Regions from separate parts of the Homo sapiens genome. Here region 2 is linked to region 1. A link is a contact called in ENCODE Hi-C or POLR2A ChIA-PET data. All regions are on one chromosome and are shown on one strand. Each heading gives the region's core, a stretch centred on a gene start or an enhancer-like site at or near the end of the contact. The rest is flanking DNA. Distances are from core to core; before and after follow the strand shown.

Region 1 (4,546 bases), core at 1,508-4,007:
CAAGAAGACTGTAATGTGCCTTATGGTGAAAATATATGTGATAAACTTTGTTTGGGTATGAGCTATAGTGGCTGTGAGTTTAATGTTAATGAATCATAAATAAGATGCCTTCATACACAAAAACACACAAAACAAAGTTACGTATAGATCAGATGATGACACTGTTGTGACCAAAGGCTTTCAGAAACCTAACTCTGTATTTCCCATAGGAGCAATGGTACAGTAGTGACTAATTCAGTGTTCACAAAGACTATAGAACACACCTACTGAAAACAAACATTTTATATTTTTATATATATATATATATGTATGTATATATTGCCTAGCAAAATCTTACAAAAATGATGAACTATAAACTGTGGGTGTCTTTGAGAGGGAAATTAAGGTACTGGAGTTCAGAAATGGAAGATTTACCTTTCACCTTAAGAAATTTTATCATGTATATTCTTCATGAAAATATTTTTATGTAAACCGTACAGAGAAAGAAAAAGTTTTCCAAACTTCTGCCTAATCCCAACTTCCTGCAAATAGTTTCATAAATAATTTTTAGGCTTTTAAAATACAAATAGAAATATATTATTATATTCTATAGCATCTTTCTTTTTGAAACTTTATATGCTGAACTTCTAAATCAAAACATAAATGACTACCTATTTCTCCCTTTCTATGTCCCACCAAAAAGAAATAAAGCCCCACAGTCTCACACTAAGAAACAGAATCATGGATTTCTTTTTCCAGACTGTCCACCTACGACTGGCATTTCTGCAAGAGTCCTGTAACAACATTTTGAAGATAAAATCATGCCATGACTCTGAAATTGGAAGTACAGAACATATAAGAAAATAAATCAAGAAATGAGGGGAATCTCCCGAAAGGTTTTGCTAATTTTTATATTTTCACTTCTTAGCTCCAACCAGAGAATTTTTATTACAATAGAAGAGAAAATAATTTACTCCAAGTCAGTCACATATTAAGCATTTTCTAGATTTTACTTGGTCTTCATACTACTAAAAGGTGATATAATTATTCCTATTTACTGATAGAGAAAATAGGCTCTGAATGATTAGGCAGCTTTCGCAAATCAAATCATTCATGTCTCTTGAAAGCAAGATAAGGAGCCCTTTCCTATGCTCATCTTCAGGTGAATGTCCATAAATATTTTTGTACCAATTCTAATATTTGACTGTCATATCTGCAGGTTACTGGACCACTTTTTATTGTGATACTTAATTTATACAACATTAAATGGCCTCCAGTGTCCTCAAAGACTGCCTAGCAGATGTAATGTGGATATCCCAGAACACAATAATTAGACTTTTAGAGTCACAAACACACACCGCTCATTATATTAGAAACTGAAACTCTAACCATTTCAGTACTGCTCTTCACGAGGGTTAAGATATTGATTTTGTTGTTTAAAAAAACAAAAACAAAACAAAGCAAAACAAAACAAAAATGACCTCCTTAAGATACTGACACCTAGGTTTAAAGGAAAAAAGTGCTGCAAACTTAGAGCTACTTAAGATAATGGCTTCTAGAACTGAGTTAAGTTGAATACAAATGAAGTCAAGGAACAGTTCTCAGGATCGTGCTGTATTTAAATTAGACCTACTGGCATATTTAATGTTTGAATTGTAATACGCACTGATATCCTCTAGAGGGAGAATGAAACAAGAATAGGCAAATTATTTATTTTAAAAAGTGGGTGAATTTGAATAATCCTGAAAATTGTCCCGTAACAGAAAGAAGTCATTTAACCAAATCTGTCATAAACAAACCACAGACTGGTTAATTTTATTGTGGTATATTTTCTAAGTAGCTGAATTAGCTTCTATAATAAAGACCCTATTTTTAGTTTTCTATTAATTTTGAATTAGAAAAAAAAGCTACATGCACACACCCACAAAATTTCACCCACTTTACTACTTATAAATTGCAAAAACGTCTATATTATAGCGTAGATAATGACCTGCTTAAAACACTTTCTAAAAACTGTGCATTTCATTCTTAGTATTCATAAAATAAACACAATGCCCATCTACCCAAATATAATGTGACACAGCCTAAGAAAAGGAGGCATTCTGCAAAGCAAATTACCAAAGGCTACATAAAATACTTCATAAGGTTAAATATCAGAATAATTATTCCTCTTCCCGTCACAATTTTCTTAGGATGGTCAATGTTCTGCTAAAATCATCCAATCTTTTAACGTTTGGAGACCCAGAGAAAAAGCACCAAAATAAGTGTTTATGTGCATTGTACAAGAACTGAAATCCAGGTAGCTTCACTGTTATTACAGAATCTGAAGAAATAAACATCCCACAGAGATGAGATCACTATCTCCAGAAATAAAGGTTTCCAAAAGAAAAACAATTGTGAAAGGAAATTATCCTCTTTACTAACAATATGGTGATCAGCCATTCCCGCTTTCTCCTGATGATGAGGTGATGTCACCGGTCAGAAGCACTGGCCTATTTTCTGTACTGCCTATGGTGGGTTGGATTGGATGAAAATAAACATCTTACATAACAGGCCGGCTGTGCTCTCTGTCTTTTTTTTTTTTTTTTTCCAAAGAGATTTTCCCAGCATGAATTCAGTGTGTACAATTAACATTGGCCAAATTTCAGCTGAAAAATCTGTTAGGTTTATAAGCAGATTCACAAATACAGCTTATGTATGCTGCCTCCCATTCCTCTACTAGCCTAGCTCCTTTTTACGCACACACACACACACACACACACACACACACACAGGCACACACACAACACCACCACCATCACCACTGACATCACCTCACCCCCACCACCTCCACCCCTCCTGTAATCAAAACAGCTTTCTACCAACAGAAAAGGGACAACAGGCAAGTTAAAATTGAAATTGGTCTTTGAACAGCAGAAACAAAATAGAAGATTGCAGATTAGAGCCATTGTCTTGTCCCAGTAATATAAACCAGACCCCCCTCAGTGCTTATTTTCTCAGAATTGAAGAAGATAAATCAAAGATTATGAGCCTAACCAAAAAGAGGCATCCTTATGCTAGTGGCTTTTACAGTCATAAAAAGAGCAAAGCCAGAAGTGAGTATTTTCAATTGTCATTTGTAATAATTAGTAAAAATACTGCAGTTTTCTGTCATAAATCCTGTTGTACGTGGAGGGATTTATTAATCTTTAAGCTTTGGTATTTATTGTAGACGCTACTTATACAGAGGAAACATAAAACTAAAGGACTCAGCTTGATTTTCCTAATTCCTGAAGGTAGAATAAAATCAGAGATGCCAAAGATCTGAAAGAAACATGTGCTTGAACAGCCTGGATAGAAGCTCATTTAAAATCAGCAATATAATTCACAGTGGGGTTTGGATGGAATACTTTAACTGACCTAGTGGTCTTAGTTTCAGAGAAAATCCGTCATACAGTCTAAACTTAGTAAATATCTGAATATCTATCATATGCCTAACAAATGGCAAATATTGATTAACTTAAATATTATAGAGTTGAACTTAGATGATGAGATAATTCTTTGCATTGTTAAGCAATAAAAAACATTACTAATTTGTAGGCCAAGACAGAAAAATGATTCAGAGTGAATGCAAAGGAGATGATGAATTAAGATGATCTGATCCTTCCTGTCATAAAAAATAATCACCATTTTTCTAACCCAAATAAGAGCCACACTGAAAAGGGCTGAAATGCAGCTCTCTTTTACTTGGTGCATATACTTAATGTCAAGTCAAGAAAGCCAGTCCTGTACCTGTATATGCCTTACTGTGTATCCATTTACAGTTGCTGATCTATGTTTACAGGCTACTCTATCTCTTAGAATGTGCTTCAGTATGTTATATATGTACTTAATATATACCAGTAATACCCATTTGTTTGAAGATAGAATATGCATGTGAAGAATTAGCTGTAATATTTTGGAAATATAATTAAATTTGCATTCTAAATACTTGCATTTAAATCTCAGCTTTGATTGTTACTGACAGTAAAACCTTAGACAATTAATTGTGCTTCTCTAATCTTCAGCTCCCTCATCTGTAATGTGAAGACAATTATGTTTTTAAGAGATGTTGGGAGGAAAGAAAGAAAACACGTACAATGGATCCAACACAGTGCACAGCAAATAGTTGAATATCCATGTATGTGTGTATATGTATGTGTATATATACATAACTTTGAATGATCAAAGCAATATATATTCATTGAGTAATTTTGCAAGGAAGCAATATTGAATTATTTAACATTTAACAATAAAGGAAAAATATAGCTTTTTAATTTCTTAGAACAATTACTTATTTACTTGACTTAAAGGATGATAATGACCCATAATTTTTGTATATGTATAGTTATTTGCATTGAATGGGTAGTATTCAAATTAATTTTCAATTGTTGAATCAAACAAATATGTTTGAATGCTTATTTTATGTTTAATAACAGAAGAGGGGAAAGAATTATTTCAGCAGTTTATTGTCTTCCAGGAGATTTCAAAGTTTTGGGAGAGATGATACATTAAAGAAACACTTATAAGACACTTAGTAATTATCTTA
Region 2 (4,546 bases), core at 1,518-4,017, 410 kb after region 1:
ATAAAAGCAACCTGAAAACTATAAAATGTATATGTCTTAGCTATTATTATACTTATAAAGGGAGTTATGAGTTCTCAATAAGTACTAGATACTATTATGTGAAAACAAAATATAGTACAATGTTCAAAAGAAGTTATATTTGTGTACCACTTAAGAGTTTACAGGACATTTTTATATTTATTATATCTGTTCACTCTCATACTATCTCTGAAGGAAGGCAGGCAGGCAGTCATAGTTATATTTGTTTACCAAGAATAACTCTGAAGCTCAAGATAACATACATGGCAAAGCCAAGACTAAAGCATTCATTTTCTTTTGTGATCTCAGATCATGGCTCTTTTGTGCTTCTTTCAAAACAAGGGATATACATGTGTGTTACCTTGAGCTTTAATCTCTAAACTTAACTTCACTGGCCATATCTTTCTTTTAACAGTAAAGTAAAAATAGCATGAGCTAGCTCCCCTCCTTTTTAAGTGAAAAGCATCTCAGAAGTATGGAAGAAGCAGCAAAGCCCATGCCACTCCCACAACATCTCACATACTATCTTCCGGGGAGAACTCAAACTAGAACCATTTATTTCAGATAAAGTTTGGCATCCAGAAGGCCGTCATACCACTTAGCTATGCTGCAAAACAAAGCCTCCCAAAACTAAGTGGCTTCACAAGTTTATTATTGCTCACAAGTTTATGGCTCAGCTGAGCAGTTCTGGCCTCATCTGAGCTCACTTGTGCATCGGTGGTCAGCTGTGGGTTGAGTAAGCAGCTCTGTTGCTCTTGGTTGGACTTTCACACATATCTGTGGATGGCTAGGTGTAGGCTGCTCTAAGTTGTCCTCCTCTGGGACGGTAGGTCACTTGTGAACTTTCATCCTCCAGGAGGTTACCCCAGGCTTGTTCTTACGGCAGCAGCAGGATCCTGAGAGAAGTAACAAAAGTGGGTATGGCCTCTTCAGACCGGGGTGTAGAGCTGGCATGTTGTTCCTTCCACTGCATTCTCTTGGTAAAAGCAAATCACAGACCATTCCAGAGTCAAGGGCTGGGGAAAGAAATTCCACTTTTTGATATGATAAGCTGCAAAATCACATAGAAAAGGGAATGGATGGATATGGGGAGAATTGGAGAATTCGGGTCATCGTTGCAAGCATTCTACTGTAGCCATTATTATATCACGGAAGGGGGAACCCTGATATCAGCACACATGTTACACATTTGCAGGGATTAGTTGTCATCTTCAGCACGTTACTCAAGCAAGGAATTTGATAATAAATTATAATAATGTATTTCTAACGCATCTTTGTATTCCCAGCACCTAGCATAGCATCAGACAAATTCTAAGTATTCCACAAAAAATAATAATGACAAAAGAAATGGGAGTAGAAAAATTACTGTACTAGAAACCAGGGAATCAGCTGTAGCACAATTCACACAGGACAAATCCCCTGTGCAACTTTGGACGGAAGTGATTTTGCCTCCCCAGGATTTCAAGAGACAGAGTTAAACTGGGCATTCTCTAAATCCTTTCTTTTCTTTTTAACTTTCAAAATATTAAGGCTGTAAGAACCCTAGAAATTATGTAGATCCAACCAGTCATTAGCTACATGGGGAGACTGAGACTAGGAAAGCTAATCACCTGGCTTGAAAGCACAGGTGGTTCATGTCAGAGATTAGAACTCAGAGCTCATGACCCCCAGCCCAGTACCCCATGCACTACTCTAACACATTGTTATTCAGAGCGTATTCCATGAGCCAGTAGCATCTGCATCCCTTGGGAGCTTCATAGAAATGCAGAATCTCTCAGCCTATCCCAGGCCTACTGAATCAGAATCTGGATTTTTTTTTTACAAGGCTCTCAGGTAATTAATATGTGTATTAAAGTTGGAGAATCTCTACGTTTCCCGGTAAATGCTTAAGGGCTGAAAAACTAAAATAATGTATTTCGTTAAGGGAATATTCCGTTGCATATCTTAATACCAAAACCTTTTTTTCTATGCCCCTCTCACTAATTCATTTAACAAATATCCCCTGAGTGCTTACTGTATATGAGGTGTTGCACAAACCTAAAGGGAAGGCTCTTGCCCTCCTGGGGCTCACGTGTCACAGGGGAGTCAAAGCTCCTTCCTCTTTTCCTGCATCCTCCTTTCTCCCTCTATGCCCTCCTTTTGCCCTTTACCTTCCCAACCTCCTCTCACTTCCCGTTGTAATAATTCCTGACTAGGATCTATCTCATTTCTGAAGTCGTTGGTTTAAGAGCAAAGCATTTTATTCATTTGAAATTCCAGTTTCAGAATAGTGATTTAAAATGTTGGAAAAATTTGACTTGGCTGACTTCCAAGCAGCTTACATTATAACATCAGCATGACCCTAAAACCATGTATAAAGAAGACTAAAGCACTCAGAACACTTTGGGGGGAATACTCTATGAATACACTACAGGTTAGTCATACACTTTAGTTTTAATTTTTTTCTAATGCAGTCTTTTCTCTGGGAAGATATAAGTTTGGAAAGCTGAGATACGGGAACAAAACGACGAAGAGATTTTTTTTTTCCTGAAATATTTAGCTGGCACATCTGCATGTATAATAAAACATTTATTTTCTCATTGAGAAGGAAAGGAAAAATGTTAAATATCAACAGATTATTTTCATTCAAGAACCTTGTATGAAACACAGACAAACAGAAATCTAGTAAGTTAACTTTTTTTTTAATTAAAATAATGCCAGATACAAAGTTAACTATTTTCTGATGAGTAACGCAGGATGGAGTCTTTGCAATAAACAGCTGGACCACAAGTCGTGGTGACGTGATGCTGCTCAATTTCACTGAGGCTTACACGCCTGGCATTTTAACTTCCACTGTTTGAAAGTATTACACCTTTCTTTTTTCGCACTCCCTCACAGTTCTAAAAAGCTCTGAACTCATTTCGTTCTTCTTTTCTTCCCTTGTCTTTTCTCTCTTCAAAGATATTTCATGATGATTCTGCTTTTCAGAACTTTAGCTGAGAGTAATGAAATATCAATCTTTTGCACAATGGCAACTACATCCCTTTTCTGCTCTCTTGGGATAGTCAGAATAGCAACTGCCCAGCGTGAACAATAGGACTTCTTCTCAGTTCTGAGAGATTGGCTGTTGCTGAACAGCAGTGCATAGAAATAATCCTTGGCAATCCCATGGGTGACATTTCTCTTTCCTTATCACCCATGCTGCACACAGCCGGAACTTGATAAGACACCCAGAAAGAAGATAATGGCTGCTATCAAGCTGTCTAGGTAGAAATAATAATAATAATCTGTTTATGGAAGAGCAGCTGTCCTATTGTTTTGCATTTCATGAAATCTCAGAGTCAGAACCCTCTCTTCCATGCCAGCCCCATCCCCATTCCTCATGCCAATCCAATCACTTTGGGGTTTTAATGATGGGCATTTTATTCCCTGATCTTTTGATACAATAGACAAGGATGCATGTAAATCTCCCATAATCATATCCAGTCACAGGATGTGCTTAAAAGACTAGAGAAGAGGCATTGTATTGGAAGATTTGAAAGCTGGGAGGACGTTGTAATGAATATAGGCAAGCCCGGTATTCCTTTTTAAAATATGCACAAAACCCAGAATTACTGCAAATGAATAGTTCAGTTATCATTCCAGTCTGAAAGCTTAACCCCCCAAGGATTAAGGTAGGTAGGTCTCAATTTCTTAAAGTGGAGCCCCAAAGAATTGTGATACTACCAACAAGGCAGGTCACAGCTATGTTCACTGCTTTTTTTTGTGCACTGAACAGAATAGCCAAAGGCTTAGGAGCAGCCTGGCAGTAATGTCATTGTTCTCGTTTCTTTTGAGCCAGATTGCTCTCCTGGCTAGGGAAATATGCGGTCACTTTATTTACCAGTGTTCAGATCAAGCATTCCTTTCATCACTGTCACCTTCACAGAGGGCAGTCTGTGGATGTTACTTTCCTGTCTTTATCTGTCCACCTATCTCTGGAGAAAAAAATTAAGCAGCCATGCCCTTCAGGGTGAATCAAACAATTGAAAAGAAGAAAATATGTCAGTTTCTTTTTGCCTCCATCCAATACTTAACCACAGCCAAACTTGCATTTTCATTTCTAGAGAGGGTAGACACCTTCATTCCTAAAACAGTTATCCCACAAGGGTCCCACCATTGCAGAGAGCAGCAGGCCAGTGTTGTCTTTGTTTCTCTTTCCTGAGGCTTCCTAGAAGTCATCACAATCTCCAATTTATCCAGGCTGAGCTCACTTTCTCCTTGTGTCTCCTTTGAGTTAGGCATGGAAATAGCTAAAGGAGAACAAAGAGGAAAAATATATGGGCTTGTTCAGTGGAGAAACAGCCTTGAAGAACTTCCCACTAACTAGTTCCAGATGTCTCTTTGCACCTGAACAAGTCTACGTCTCATCCTACAAAACAAAGTCACACCCAGCTGAAATCTCTCTCTCCCTCCTTCCCACCCCCCCTTTCTCTCTCTCTCTCTCTCCTCTCCAGCCTCCACCTTTTCTCTCTCTGCTGTGTGAGTATCCCATACCCCAGAGGCATAG

The links. A loop is a pair of places that touch in the nucleus more often than their neighbours do. ChIA-PET counts read pairs that join two places held with the same protein, here RNA polymerase II (POLR2A). Pooled maps may share reads with other maps.
Region 2: a loop to region 1 is called in a map of endothelial cell of umbilical vein, with 13 times the contacts of the local background. The contact joins two enhancer-like sites. A Hi-C loop is called at or near these places in 6 of 168 maps with a recorded cell type or tissue (CD4-positive, alpha-beta memory T cell, CD8-positive, alpha-beta T cell, endothelial cell of umbilical vein and 3 more) and 8 of 50 pooled maps. POLR2A ChIA-PET finds 5 or more read pairs at or near these places in 1 of 52 experiments (naive thymus-derived CD4-positive, alpha-beta T cell).

Annotation. Positions count from the first base shown.
Region 1 is chr12:91,576,439-91,580,984 of GRCh38, forward strand. The region is part of intron 1 of LOC105369896 (a long non-coding RNA gene); the gene reads right to left. Among named protein-coding and RNA genes, the nearest start is that of LINC02823, 250 kb to the left of the region's middle. Within about 2 kb of position 2,758, at least 3 of the 41 ENCODE cell types and tissues checked have a DNase peak (open chromatin) inside an H3K27ac peak, as active enhancers do.
Region 2 is chr12:91,982,409-91,986,954 of GRCh38, forward strand. LINC01619 (long intergenic non-protein coding RNA 1619) reads right to left here. Exons shown (of 5, transcript NR_132341.1): 5 at 2,568-4,289. Among named protein-coding and RNA genes, the nearest start is that of LINC02404, 110 kb to the left of the region's middle. Within about 2 kb of position 2,768, at least 4 of the 41 ENCODE cell types and tissues checked have a DNase peak (open chromatin) inside an H3K27ac peak, as active enhancers do.